Regions from separate parts of the Homo sapiens genome. Here region 1 is linked to region 2. A link is a loop called in an ENCODE intact Hi-C map of the cell type or tissue named here. Cell type or tissue: endothelial cell of umbilical vein. All regions are shown on one strand. Links, peaks and the distances in the headings refer to the core of each region. The heading gives the core; the rest is flanking DNA.

Region 1 (5,789 bases), core at 1,790-5,789, 410 kb after region 2:
TAGATCTCCCAGCTTAAAAAAAAAAAGATGAGATTTTAAAAATATTATGTAAATTAAACAGCTGGTTTCTACTGAGAAGTTAATGTGCTCTCTTCAGTCATTAAGTAAGGCCCTTTTATTCCCAACCAGACACTTATGAGCATCAGGAATTCCAAAACAAACAAGAGATTTATTTAACAGTTAACTAGAGCTAACAAAGTTCTAGTTCTTAGAGCTGTAAATTTAAACCCTGTAATACAATTTACAACTACAGTGGAGCTTAAGATTTGCCTGATTCAAAATTTTCATTTTTAAGTTAAGAAATAGAAAGGTCTAAGATGAGAATGACATAAGATGTTAGAGTTAAGCCTGGAACCTAGAACATGAATCTCAGGCCAGTGCTTTTCACACACTTTTTAATATATCATTGGCCCATAAATGCTGACTTATTTATCCCTTTATAGCAAACTTTTGCATACATATGGATTAAGAGAATTTCCTACTTCAACTCATTGGCTTATCAGATGCTAACTAACAACAGGGCATTTGATCTGGTGAAAAATATGGGGGAAAATGTATTAGTTATCTATTGATACATAAGCAAAAACCACAAACTTAGCAGTTTAAAACACCACCTATTTATTATCTAAGGGTTCTGTAGATAGTCCTGTAATTCCTGTGTGTCAGGAGTCTAAACATGGCTTAGCTGAGGCCTCTGCCTTAGGGTCCCAAACAGCTAAAATCAAGGTGTTGCCTGGGTCTGTGTTCTCATCAGAGGCTGAACTGGGTAGGACCTGCTTCAAAGCTCTGTCGGATTGTTGGCAGAGTTCATTCCCTTGTCACTGTGGAAACAAGGGCCTCATTTTCCTGCTGTTTGTAGGACAGGGACTGCCCTCAGCAACTAGTGATTGCCTAGAATTCCTTGCAATGTGAGCTTCCCCAACCAGGCTGCTCAATTCATGGAAGCTTGCTTGTTCAAAGCCAACAAGGAAGAAAGAGATCCCAGCTAACCAGTGCTGAAATTTTATGTAATATATATAATCATAGAACCACATACATAAAAATCACATAGATTTTTTCCATATTCTATTGGCTAGAAGCAAGTTACAGACCACACCCACACTTGAGGGAAGGGGATCACTTGTGAGACTGAACACCAGGAGGTGGGGATCTTAGGAGCCACTCTCAAGTCTGTCTGCACAAAAGAGATCCAAAAATACCAGACTCCCACTCATATTCAGCTTGCATTTAAAAAATATGACAGTGCCCACATATATAATTTTGCTTGGAAAATGCTAACTGGTGTATATTTAATTTAACCCGACAACACCTAAGTGCAGCCGGTGCCCTAACACATGGACACAGGAAGGGGAACATCACACACCGGGGCCTGTTGTGGGGTGGGGGGAGCGGGGAGGGATGGTATTAGGAGATATACCTAATGTTAAATGAAGAGTTAATGGGTGCAGCACACCAACACGGCACATGTATACATATGTAACAAACCTGCACATTGTGCACATGTACCCTAAAACTTAAAGTATAATAAAAAAAAATAAAATTAAAAAAAAAAAGAAATAGCTCCAAGGAAGAGCCCTGAGAATGGAGGCAACCACTGCCCATTCGCCATCACAAACTGCAGGACCCCACACTTCTTTTGGCATGTTCACACACTCCCACCACTCAGAAGAGTGTGCATGCCCTTCAGGAAGAGAAGGGAAATGTGGCAGAGGAAAGCTAGTTTCAAGAAGCTACAAAATAGGTAACATGAATAACATAAGCCCATGTGCATGAGCATTACAGACACATAACTATTTAAAGTTTTAAAACTAATTCTTCCACGGGGAGTATGGCCAGAATATTTACTGCCGATAGTATGCCACATGTTTTGAACACCTATTTCAATTGTCTTGATTACATTTTAAAATAACACCCATTTGAGAAACTTCTACCATGAGCCAGGCAGTTATAATCTTATCAACTTATTTGTCCTCCATTCATTTTTTAAATTCAAGGACCTGGATTTGAATAGCACTATAAATAGTGCTAGAACAGACATAGAGAATACTTTACTAACATGAGCAAGCTATGCTAAACTGTTTCCTATACTGTTTCCTACATTTATAAAGAATTTGGCAATGATGGATACATGAGAGGAATTTTGAGGCTTTGAAGATGAGTTACATCTACTTGAGCATTGACTCATCAATGTGAACACACTGCCAGATTGATAATGATATTCAAGAAGTCTCATTTAATCTTTAAAATAACCTTGCAAGTCACAGTATTACTCTCACTTTGTGGATGAGGAAACTGATGCTTAGAAGTTAGGCAACAAGCCCAAGGTCAAGCAGATTATTATCAAGCAGAATAAATAAGAGTATTCTGACTTGATATCTACTGCTATTTCCATCATGGAATACTTAATTAATGTTCTTATTTTAAATTAATTTCTTATGCCTTAAAATATGTGCAGGAAAGTCTCTGCTCCCATCTTATTTCCTAAAGATGGCCAAGAAAACCTATATACTTGTCGATTTTAAGTTGATTTGAAGTGGGTAAAGAAATGGATATATGTAAAACAAAAAGTTCTTGGTTATCCAAATGCTGCCATGACAGTGGTCTTCAGAGAAGGGCAAGCTAAAGTTGGGCTTATGGCTATTGGGATCCCCTGATACCTTAGGGGCTATAAGAACCCAACTAGGGAGTCACCTAAGATGTTACTAGGCCCCCTTCACACCCCTACAGCTGGCTGCAGCTCCATGCTAGGTGCTCTGCATTTGAGCAGACCATGGCTAGGTCCCCATGCAACCCAGGATCCTGGTGGCCATCCTGGTCCTGGCCATGGCCATGAGCCCCTCAGGCACTGCAGGACCCAGCAATCCACTGTGCTTGCCAAAGAGGACCCTGCGCTCAGCAAGTACAAGAAAGTGAGCAATGACACATAGGACAGCCACACTGCAGGTGGTGCATGCCCACAAGCAGATCACATCTGGGCAAACTACCTTCTGGAAGAGCAGATCAGCCAAACCACATGTGCCAAGTCCATAACCAACCACATCTGAAGAGGAAAGCCCTCTGCCCTTTCCAGATCCACACTGTTTCCTGGGGGTCCACGATCCTCATGTCAAAATCCAGCGGCCAGAATGCAAGAGTACTTTGTGACACAAGGAGCTGCACTGACCACCTCTTACTTGTAGTCCCGCATCCCTGGTAGAGCACCCCTACTCCTTTGGGCATTGGCTTCTAACCCTTAGATCTGTGACCCCCACACCCCCCATTGCTGGAAGTCTCTCCAGTGTGCCGACACGCAGCAACAGATGGAGAAAACTTCTCTGGGCATTTTTTTTTTTTAACAACTAAGTGGCTCTAACCTTGTTCCTTTCTTTTCTTTGCTTTTCAAATACACTCATGTCTATGCCCATGTTCAGCTCCCATTTTACTCAATAGGAAAGTAACATCAGCCAAAATCAAAAACAAAAACAAAACAAGAAGTTTGGGTGGAAGGAAGAAAGGAACTGTGAACTTTCCTGACAGGAAGGGCAGTGTAGCAAATCATGCAAAGACCAGTCCTCTATTGGTTCTGGGTGTGTGTAGGGCAGTTTAACTTAAAAAACAAAAAACAAAAAACAAACTCTTACAATCAGTTGAGAAATTATGAATTATTTAAGAAACCATCTTCAGAAATTGGCCACTTTAAAAAAATGGATTCAAAAGATACCACTACTTAACCCCAGAACAAATTCTTATCACATTAAATATAATTGCAAAAACATAAAAATATTATACACTTGTACTGGGAAAGGGCTTTCTTAGCATAGCCCTTGGGTTAAACACACACGAGTGCATGTGCGCACACACACACACACACACACACACACACACAGATGACAGCTGTAGAAGTACTCCACTGTTCTTTCTTGCCAGCATCCATTCCCCACTTTGTTTGGCAAAAGAATATTTCTGATGCTTCTGTGAACCACCCCTTCCTGTTGCTCATGCCTTGTGACTCACCACGTTTCCCACTCTCCAGATTTACATCATAACCATGTCCTGACCCATCAGAGTCACATCCTTCAGGCCATTTCATATACATTGGATGGGACCTGAGCCAGGCCAAGCAAAGCCCTCCAAGGGCCTTGCTGGGATTCCCAGGAAAAGGACACTCTCCCTTCAGGGTCTTGGAACCTAAGGACCTTGCAAGTCTAAATCTGTTGAAGGTATGAAGAAGGAGGATGAGAAGGAGGGAAGAGTTGGAGAGAGGAAGGAGAATGGGGGAAAGACAAGGAAGGAAATGAAACATGAGGGAGAAAATGGAAAAGAAGACAGTGATTAAGAATACTCCTTCTGCAAGTTATCTTTAAAATAAATTGTTTTAGCTTTAGGATGCTCTTTGAGCCCCAGATTACTTTGAGTTATGGAATGGAAGGGAGTCACCAATTTTCAAGATTTGAATTCCTTTAAATAACTACATTCAATCTTGCTGTTTTGGGAAGTGCCTCAAAATTAAGACAGAAAAAATGATCTACTAATGGGAATGAAACATACTTTCATTAAGAAAGGAAGCCGTGAGTGTGTGTGTTTTCTATTTTGTTGTATTCCATACAGGAATCTAGCTAAGAATGATCTTTGTTTTCCTCTATCACTCTCCAATGAAATTCATGGATTTTAAAGGAACCTAAAGGATAATGAGAAAGATGTGATTTATTATTATTCAGAAAATGTTAATGATCAAAGAAACCAAGAGCTTATGTTAGCATAAAATACTTAATGTCACATTCTGTATTTACCAAAATGAATGCACAATTATGTCAACTAATTTATACTTAATCCATTGTTGGAATAATTTATTTATGAAAATTAACTTGAATAACATTGCAATCAGTGGGAGAACTGGGAAGGAGGAAAGCATAAATAAAATAAATAAATAATGAAGTGAAATAAGTAAGTGAAGAGAGACCATCCTTCACACTTAGAAACAAGTTAGGGCTGTGTGTTCTCTCCCTACATGGAAGATGGGTACAAATAATCTCTGCAAACTGAAATGTGAAATGTGAAATGGGCCAAACTCCTAGGTTTTAGGGAAAGACTTTATGCCAACCGATGACTGCCTTCAAACATGCTCTCTCCAGTGTCTTGTCCCTACTTTTGCCAATATTTCTGGAGAAGTTCATTGTTTTCTTGTCACTTTCAGACTCCAGTTAATTTCAGGTTCTATCACTTTCCAATCACATATTCACTACTCCTTACATATCCAAGTAGAAAATGTCCTTTGGAGGAAGCCCTTGTCTCTCTTCTACCTCCCTCACTACTTCTTGAACAGTTGTTCAACATTGCCTGTAAGTGGATGGGCAAATGAATTCTGGGATAAGGTTTTAGCAGTCATGTGCAATACAACAGAAGCCTCATTCTTCAACCAGCTTTATCTGCAAAGTTAAAACAATGCTGTATCTTCCTCTGTCTAACTTCTGAATCTATCAGTTGATTCAAACAGAAATCAGGCACGAAATATGTATATTAAGTGTTGCCTCCTGGAATCCCAATAATAATTGGGATGCACTGTCAGTCATTAAAGTTATGATCTATTTCTATCTATACTTCAGAACTTTACCCCTGCCTTGATACAGGTCACACCCATCATCCATGTACCTAGAGTAAAGAAAGGAGTGTGGTCCATTCTTCCTCTCTTCCACTCTTCTGTCCCCTATTCACTAGGCAATGACCTCCCTTCCTGACCTCTTGTGATGGCCCTACTCAGCTTTGCTTCCTCACAGCCCAGTGTTCCCTCAACCCAGCAAACTGCTGTCTAG
Region 2 (7,944 bases), core at 1,718-5,717:
ATTTAATATCATATTATCTTTATGCTACTGGAAGGGCCATCATTATCATTGCCTATGCTCCACAGTAAAAAATATATATATGATTAACCAAAAGATTTAAGCTTTAAGGAGGAATATTTTTCTCTAGTTTCTGCCTCTCTGAAGGAATTGTGGAGAGCCCAGACCTGCATGCTTTCTTAAGCCAGGAGCTGAGGGCAGAGGGTAAAGCAAAGTGGGAGAAAGTTATCTAGCAAATCCAACATGAGGAGATAAAACACTGACAAAAAAAAGGTATCACTATAGAAAATAACTCTGGTAGAAACAAATACAGAAACATTTTGTACCCTGAGTACTTGGTGTATGTGTGACTGATAGCAATACTCTTGGTCTAACATATTTCATCTCCATGCCTACAGTATACAATGGACCTAATAAAGGGGCAGTTATTTAGAAGCTCATGAGCATAGTGTAGTGGGACAGGCAGTGGTCTGTAGGTTAGAAGACAGGTTTTTTATTTTTTTCTAGGCTTCCACTTACAATTTTGTGAGTTTCAGTAGCTTGTGTCATGAAATTGTTATAATTAGATCCTTCCTGTGTTCTGCAAAGGAAAGATCTATTCAAAATGCTTCTAAAATTCTAACAGTCCTCCACAAGTGGAATCATCATTTGTAAATTAATCCTCACCTTTAACAGAGTGGCTTTTGCCACATACTGCTCTCTACTTAATTGTCATCAATCATTAATTTTAAATTAATCCAGCTCAATATTTTTCAAACTGTAACCATGCAACTTTAGTTCTAACTCTCAGAGCTACGGAAATAAAGCACCAGAAAGCAAATTTTGCCTTCACCGTTCTGCTGAAGACTTCCCTGAAAGAGGTCCCCTATTCAGACCTGCACAATACCACGACTTTAGGGAGATGTGACCTCACATTTAATTCCCTAGAATGGTCCCTTTATCTAATCTGGTCTTGGGCAAAATAATTATTGTACCTTATTGTGAAATGCAGAAAAGCAGAGTCAGTCAGATCCTTGCCTCTAACCAATCCAGGTTTGTTTCTCAGTTTTTCCTGGATATGATCCAAGTTGCCTTAGAGAACTTAAGACTAGATTAAAGAAAATGTGCTTGGCATGCGAGGTGTGTTCTGGAAACTGTGACATTTAAATAGAATCATGTTCAAACTTTCACACCTGGGAGTCCAATCTGGCTGAACTTCAGGGGAGCTGGAGCGGGGAGGAGTGGAATAAAGGTATTTAAGTAATTATTTAATTTTGCCAATGCTGACTGTGGGTACTTAGAGATGGCAATTTAAACACAAATTAAAAACAAATATTATTTTCATTGTTACCTGAAAGTCACTGCCTTCTCTTCCTCACATATATTCCCAGAGGCTGTCTCTACAATTATTTAAATGGATTATGAGACTTGAGAAATACAAAGTAACATAATGAAGTAAGGTCTACCATTTTATCCTAATAATTAAAAGTCTGACTTTTTTAAAGGTTACAATGATATTTGCTGTGAAAATACCCAGCATAACATTATGAAAACAGAGACTCAGAGGACCACTTGGTACTTTGTGGGATCACTTAAAATTAAGGTTTTATTCTACTCTCTGTACTGTTTTTAGGATGCAGATTTGAAGCTATCACCGTAGTCATTTCTTTTAAATGTATGTACTTTAAATTTTAAAAAGAAAATTAGTTCACTTTCAATGATGAATTATTCAGTTGCTTATGCTTAATAGTATTAAATCTTCTGGATTTTGACAAGGTTTTAAGACCATATTAATAATCAACCACTAACAGTTCCATTGCATTTGTACTCTGAATATAAATATTGTACACATTTCTATTTCTTTAAGCTTTTATTTAAAGTGTGTCTTTCTGGCCAAATAAAAAATAATAATTTTCTTATGAATTCAAAGCGAGTGGAATGCCTCTGACATTCATACAGCTCTGCAACTCAAATCAATTTTGTCCATGTACAAAAGCATCATCTAGAATCTTTGTACATTGCATCCTCATCAGCTAACTCAAATCTTCTTTGTACAAGAAGTAGCACTGACATAAACAATTTTCAAAATAAACATTAAAAGATATAGTAAATCTGCTGCATGACTACAAGAAGAGTACAACAGTAAGATATAGTTTTGAAATAAACATGAGATATTATCAGTCAGAATAGGCTAGGCATGCTGCATTAATAAACAACCCAAAATTTCAGTGGCTTAAGCATAACAAAGGATTCTTATTTTCTTGTACTTCATGGCTCTTGTGAGTCATTGATAACTGCTCAGGTCAGTCCCTCAGCATACCAGCTAATGAAGCGCCATCATTTTTTAGATCTCTGCAGAATTACTCCTAGAGTTTTATATAATGGAGAGAGTGCTCCTGGAAACTTGGATCAAAATTAAATGTGCAGGCCAGACATCATGCACAGCATCTCCAGTCTCAACTCATTGGTCAGAAATGGATTTGTTACTTTATGAATCACAAGAAGTCAGAAACTGGGCCAATCCTGTAGTCAACAACTGTGAGAGAAAAAACTGTGCATTTAAATAACCGTAAAGACCAGCATAGTCTACCTATCTGATCAACACATATTTGTTTCACTCTTCAATTCACCAGCAAAATACATTTACAGACTTCCTGAGTGAGACAACATAATTGTTCATCCAGTCATGTCATGGAGGGCAAAGGCTTAGATCTGTGAGTGATTCATGGTGGTGTCTATATCAGGGAGTACACTCATTATTAAACTATGATCTCTCAGCTTGATTCCCATCATTCTATATTCCAATTTATTTTAATTTTTGGCATATAAAAATGTATTACTACTGTGGTTTTACCACAAAAAATTATGATCTTGGTCTTTCCTTCTTGCTTTTGTATAGGACCAAGAGACATTGGCTACTCTGACAACATTAAAGCGGACTACAGGAATGTCAACAACAGTATGACCTTTTTGACAAATTCAGCAACCAGAAATTCATCTTTTCCTCAATAAAGTTCAAGCAACCATCGTTGGGTACAAAGACTATGATTTTCTTGCCATTCTCAATCAGCTGAACTATAGTACACTTCCTGATATTAGAATTTGGCCATTCGGCTTCAACTCCTATTTTTCCAACACAGTTCTCTTTGTATGGGAAACATTTCCAAAAGCGTTGGCCTTCAGGCTGTGCCTAAATGGGCTTTCTTGTACTGTTTGTCATTCCACTTATGTTCCTGTCAGTGAACAGGGAGATTCTTGGTACAAAGTACAAAGTCCACAACATTTGTTCATCCTGCCATTGCCAAAGGCCTGAGCAAAAGAGAAAACCAGCAGCCATACTTCCTTTTATGACACCAACATTCTGCAAACTATGTTTTAACAGCTGACTCCCTGCTAGATTTTGCTATTAGGGGGTTCTATAAGGAGACTGGAAGAAGAAAAATAAAATGCACAATGCTTGCTCTTTGATCCAAACTCACTCCAGTAATAACTCTTCAGTCCACTAGGGGCAGCTATTTGAGTAAGAGCAACTTACAACCTGTAGTTTTTCAACACTCCCAAAAGAGTCTCATTTTGCCCCTTCACAAACAGGAGCATCAGTTTCCTACATACCCCACAACTCCATCTCCAGAGAGCTCTTCCTCCGAATGTACCAGTCTGAAATCCACCAGTCTGAAATGTATCAGTCTGAAATTTACCAGGCTGAATCCCAGCTCTGAGATAATTCTAACTTTTCCTACAGTTTCCAAACTCTAGGAGTGGTATTAACTTTCTTTAGAAAAGAAAGCATCACATACTCTCTATGTGATGTTTCTGTGTTTTATTGCCTTTTCATTTCCCTAATACTACTAAATGATGTTTTATATTAAATTCTCAGTTAAAATAACTGGGGTGTTTTGCGATTATTTTTTTTTTCTTCTGACTAGACCCCGACTGAATTAGTCTATACTTCCAGTTTGGAATTAGTTCCTCTTGATGCAGAGGAGCTAATTGTACACTTGAAGACAAGGTATTTGTCCTCAATCCACCCTGTAAAAAAGCGTGGGTTTGAAACAGGCTATCTTCAATACATGTTTCTATTTAGAAAATAGAAAGAATATGAAATATTAAGCAGTTAACTTTCTGGGTCTGGACAGAAGTTTCTAAGGGAAAAGGAATATTCATTATTATACTCTAATCTTTCTCCTTAGGAGGAAACCTTCAGTCGATTGTTTGTAACCTCTGGAAGTCCTATACTTTCCATCATCCTTTTAGGTCATCTCTGAAGAGAGCATTGGAGAGCACTGGGGAGCATTCCCTCTGGATTGAGTCCTCTGATAAGCAGATGCTAGGAGAGTATTAAACATGAAATAAATTTCTTAGAAAGTAATGCCTGTGAGAAAAAAAAAATGGAAAAGGCACTCAGGGAGGCTGGGGAACCTTCAGATCATGACGCAGGTCTGACCCCAAGAGGAGGAGAGAGAAAAGGAAGCAAGGAAAGAGGGAAGGAAGGAAGGGAGGGCTGAAGTTTCTTAAAATGCAAAGCAAGGCTAAGACAATTTTGGCACAAACATCTGTGAGTTTTGGGGGTTAAGTCACCCAGAAAAGGGGTCTCTTGTCCCAGGAATGAGCCTGGCTTAGGATCCCTGGCATATTCAGGCACAACTGGGAGCAGCCTGTGGGATGGTGGCATCAGCACATACACAGCCACGATTTCAGAGGGCAGCGACTAAGCGCTTGGTCATAGGCTTCTGCAGGTGGCGATCTGAGTTGCACTTCCTCATGGCCGCCACATCTGTTTTGGGACTGAAAAGCTTCCTGAGATTGTCCTCTTCCAATATAAACATGAGGGTTCAAGATTGCATAATGTCCAAAGCAGTACGACTTAAATTAACTTCCTCTTTGCCAGCATAGCTTTCTCAAAAACTTAGTCTTATCTATGTTATTCTAATCAACAGCACATTCCAATAGCTATACACATAGATCTTTCCAAGACTTTAAACTCTCCTTCTCTGGACATAATTGCTGGTACCTGGAGCTTATCAGATATCCATGAGAGGCCATACTCTGGTGTATTTCCTCCTTTAAGTTATTTTGTCCAACTAAAAGGATTAATAGATCTGCACTTAAGCCATTAAAAAGATGAACAACGGATGTGAAAGCCATACTTTTGATTCTTGCCTCTAGGCAGAGGTTTAATCTGATTTTGGTACTCACATAATTTATTTGTCTTTTTCTATTTCGGATAAAACAACAACAACAACAACAAAGAAAAACAGTTACTTCTTCCAAACCTACAAGTATCTGAATATCTGTACCCTCTATTTTCTTTAGTCCTGATTTCAAACCAGTCAATTCTGTTATCTTGCTTTTAGTACTTTCTCAAATGGAGTGGCAAAAACAACTAATGGCATTCTGCTTCCCAAACTCTACCGCTGAAGCAACATGTTTATTACGCATATTATGTGACTTCCAAGTTTATTCAAGCAACAGTTTCACCATATAATTTGTCGCCCTGTAACAATGATTTTTTTTTTTTTCTGAATGACCATGCATTAGAGATTAAATTCTAGTTCTGGAAGGATATGTGTCACCAAAATTACTTACATAATCCCAATAAACCGCACAGGCACGGAAAGGTCATTCCCCACATGTATCTGGAGAAGGAAAGAGGGGAATAATTTAGCAAGCAGTAGGACTTCCATAAAGGTTGTGTTAAAAAAAAAAAAAAAAAAAGTAAAGTATCTGTACCAGGTACACTAAATCTTGCTCATTTCATTCAAATTTATTTTGCTATTAATATACATGTACCTAATTGGTTGAGCATAATTAAACTAGATTTCCAAGATTTAAATAGGATTGCTACTAATAAGCTAGAGATTGCCAGTGACAGCATGAGATATGATTTTCAGGGCATCTGCAGTCTGAGAATTGCCAATGCCATGGCATTTCCTTTAGTACCTCCCTGTTCTACTTGGAATCATGAAAACCTTCAGACATGTAAGGAAAAATCATCTTTTTGGAGCCCTTTAAATATAAGTTATGCCAATCATCTGTTCACCAAACCATTCACTGTTGATATTTCTCTACATGTTAGTGAAACATTTTGCTCCCCTTCTCCACAATCCCCCTCAAACCACAGAGAGGGAAATTTCTACCAATAATTCCATCCTATGTGGGGTATGTTGAGATGGAAGCTTCTGTCCCTCTTTTTGCCCCCTTTCTTTACACCTGCAGATACGTGGTCAAGTGACTAACCTGATGAGTGGAGTTAAGGAAAGCCTGATGTGTGAGCTATAAGCTAAGTAAGCAAATACCACAGTTTAATTGAGAGCATCCAGATTTCAATCTGTATCCTGACATAATTATTAATAGTGCACCCTTTCAGTTTAAAAAGTGTCTCAGTTTTCATAGAAAATTGTGTAGTACCTCTAGTTAAGTGACCCTAATGATACATGGCCTATTCCTTGCTTCCTGTTGGACCTGCCTATGTTCTTGAGGGGCAGATTTGGAGCTCCCACTCCCCATAATTCCTTCTGAGTGAGTTCTCTTGACTTTACAAAGGCCTGTGTGACGGTTAATTTTTATGTCAACTTCACTAAAGTGTGATGCCCAGTTGTTTGGTCAAACACTAGACTAGATGTTACTGTGAAGGTATTTCATAGATGTGGTGAACATCTACAATCTGAGAGATTCATTCTGAGGTGAAACAATGTTTTGTTTTTGTTGTTGTTTTTGGTTGAGATGGAGTCTCACTCTGTCACCCAGGCTGGAGTGCAATAGCACGATCTCAGCTCATGGCTCACAGCAAACTCCGCCTCCTGGGTTCAAGCAATTCTCCTGCCTCAGCTTCCCGAGTAGCTGGGATTACAGGCGCGTGCCACCACACCTAACTAGTTTTGAATTTTTAGTAGAGATGGGGTTTCACCATGTTGGCCAGGCTGGTCTCAAACTCCAAACCTCAGGTGATCCACCTGCCTCGGCTTCCCAAAGTGCTGGATTACAGGCGTGAACCACCGCACCCGGACTGAAACAATATTTTGATGGCAGAGTCAACCAGGTTTCGCATGGGCTAAGGTGACAATATCTTCAGGAAGCATAATCTTATACATTTATCTTTGATTTTATCCAGTTTAGAGTTTATCTATTAAATTTTACTTGGATATATTTTCCTATTTCAATATTCTTTATTGATCATTTTTATATTCACCTATCTTGTTTGTCTCTGCTTTATTTTGCCTTATATATTATTAATTTTTTTATGAATGTTGGGTTGAGATTTCTCTCTCTCATTCTCCTTTCCTCCCCTCGCCCCCACCTTTCTCTACTCCTCTGTGGCCCCAGTTCAGAACCATAACTATTTCAGATAACTGAGGTCTTTGGTGATGTAGGGTTATTGAACATACAGTCATTGTCACTACATCAGAGAGTAACCTCACTTACACTTATGCTATTTTGATACTTTCTTTCTCCCTCATGCCATAGACTATAAGTTGTAACCTTAGAACAATTCTTTTTGCGGAGCAAATAACTCTATTCCACTACTTCTTATGGGGAACTGTTATTCCCATTTTCCCAAGAAGGCTATGGGTGCCGCTGCTCATTTGCTGCTGTCATTCTAATCCCTGAAGCCTCAGAGGGTCCGTTTTGCACAATGTGTTTCATTTTTTGTTATACAAAGATGGCTGTATTAATTTTGTAGTATATACGTGTTCCTTAATGTTCTCCTTTAAATAACAGCCATCGTCATTATGCATTTGGAGCAGGAAGATTCAAAATATGAAGTTCCGTTGCCATCTTGGCTTGAATGCAGCAGGATATTCTCAACACATTCTCGCCTTACCTGTGGCTTCAGGCCATTTCCAATGTTGTTGCTTCCTTCTTTTTGCTTTTATATATTTTCTGACTTTCCTTCAATGACTGCATATTTCTTTTGACAAGAGAAAAGGATGGATTTAAGATCTCAACAAAAGGGAAGGATAATTTGTA

Evidence for each region. Hi-C counts contacts between places; a loop is a spot of excess contacts. Peaks named below come from ENCODE experiments on the same cell type or tissue, not always from the same donor. Only the 100,000 strongest peaks of a DNase experiment are listed, where the experiment ranks them.
Region 1: a loop joins it to region 2, with 6 times the contacts of the local background. A loop is called at or near these places in 1 of 110 quality-filtered maps.

The regions. Positions count from the first base shown.
Region 1 is chr5:13,660,644-13,666,432 of GRCh38, forward strand. No RefSeq gene overlaps it. Among named protein-coding and RNA genes, the nearest start is that of DNAH5-AS1, 200 kb to the right of the region's middle. In endothelial cell of umbilical vein, for the core only: no CTCF peak of the experiment used is centred there; a DNase peak (open chromatin) is centred at 3,998; H3K27ac peaks cover 1,447 bases.
Region 2 is chr5:13,247,396-13,255,339 of GRCh38, forward strand. It overlaps the pseudogene RPS23P5. Among named protein-coding and RNA genes, the nearest start is that of LINC02220, 220 kb to the left of the region's middle. In endothelial cell of umbilical vein, for the core only: a CTCF peak has its summit at 3,485 (motif pointing right); DNase peaks (open chromatin) are centred at 2,616, 4,796 and 5,446; H3K27ac peaks cover 3,003 bases.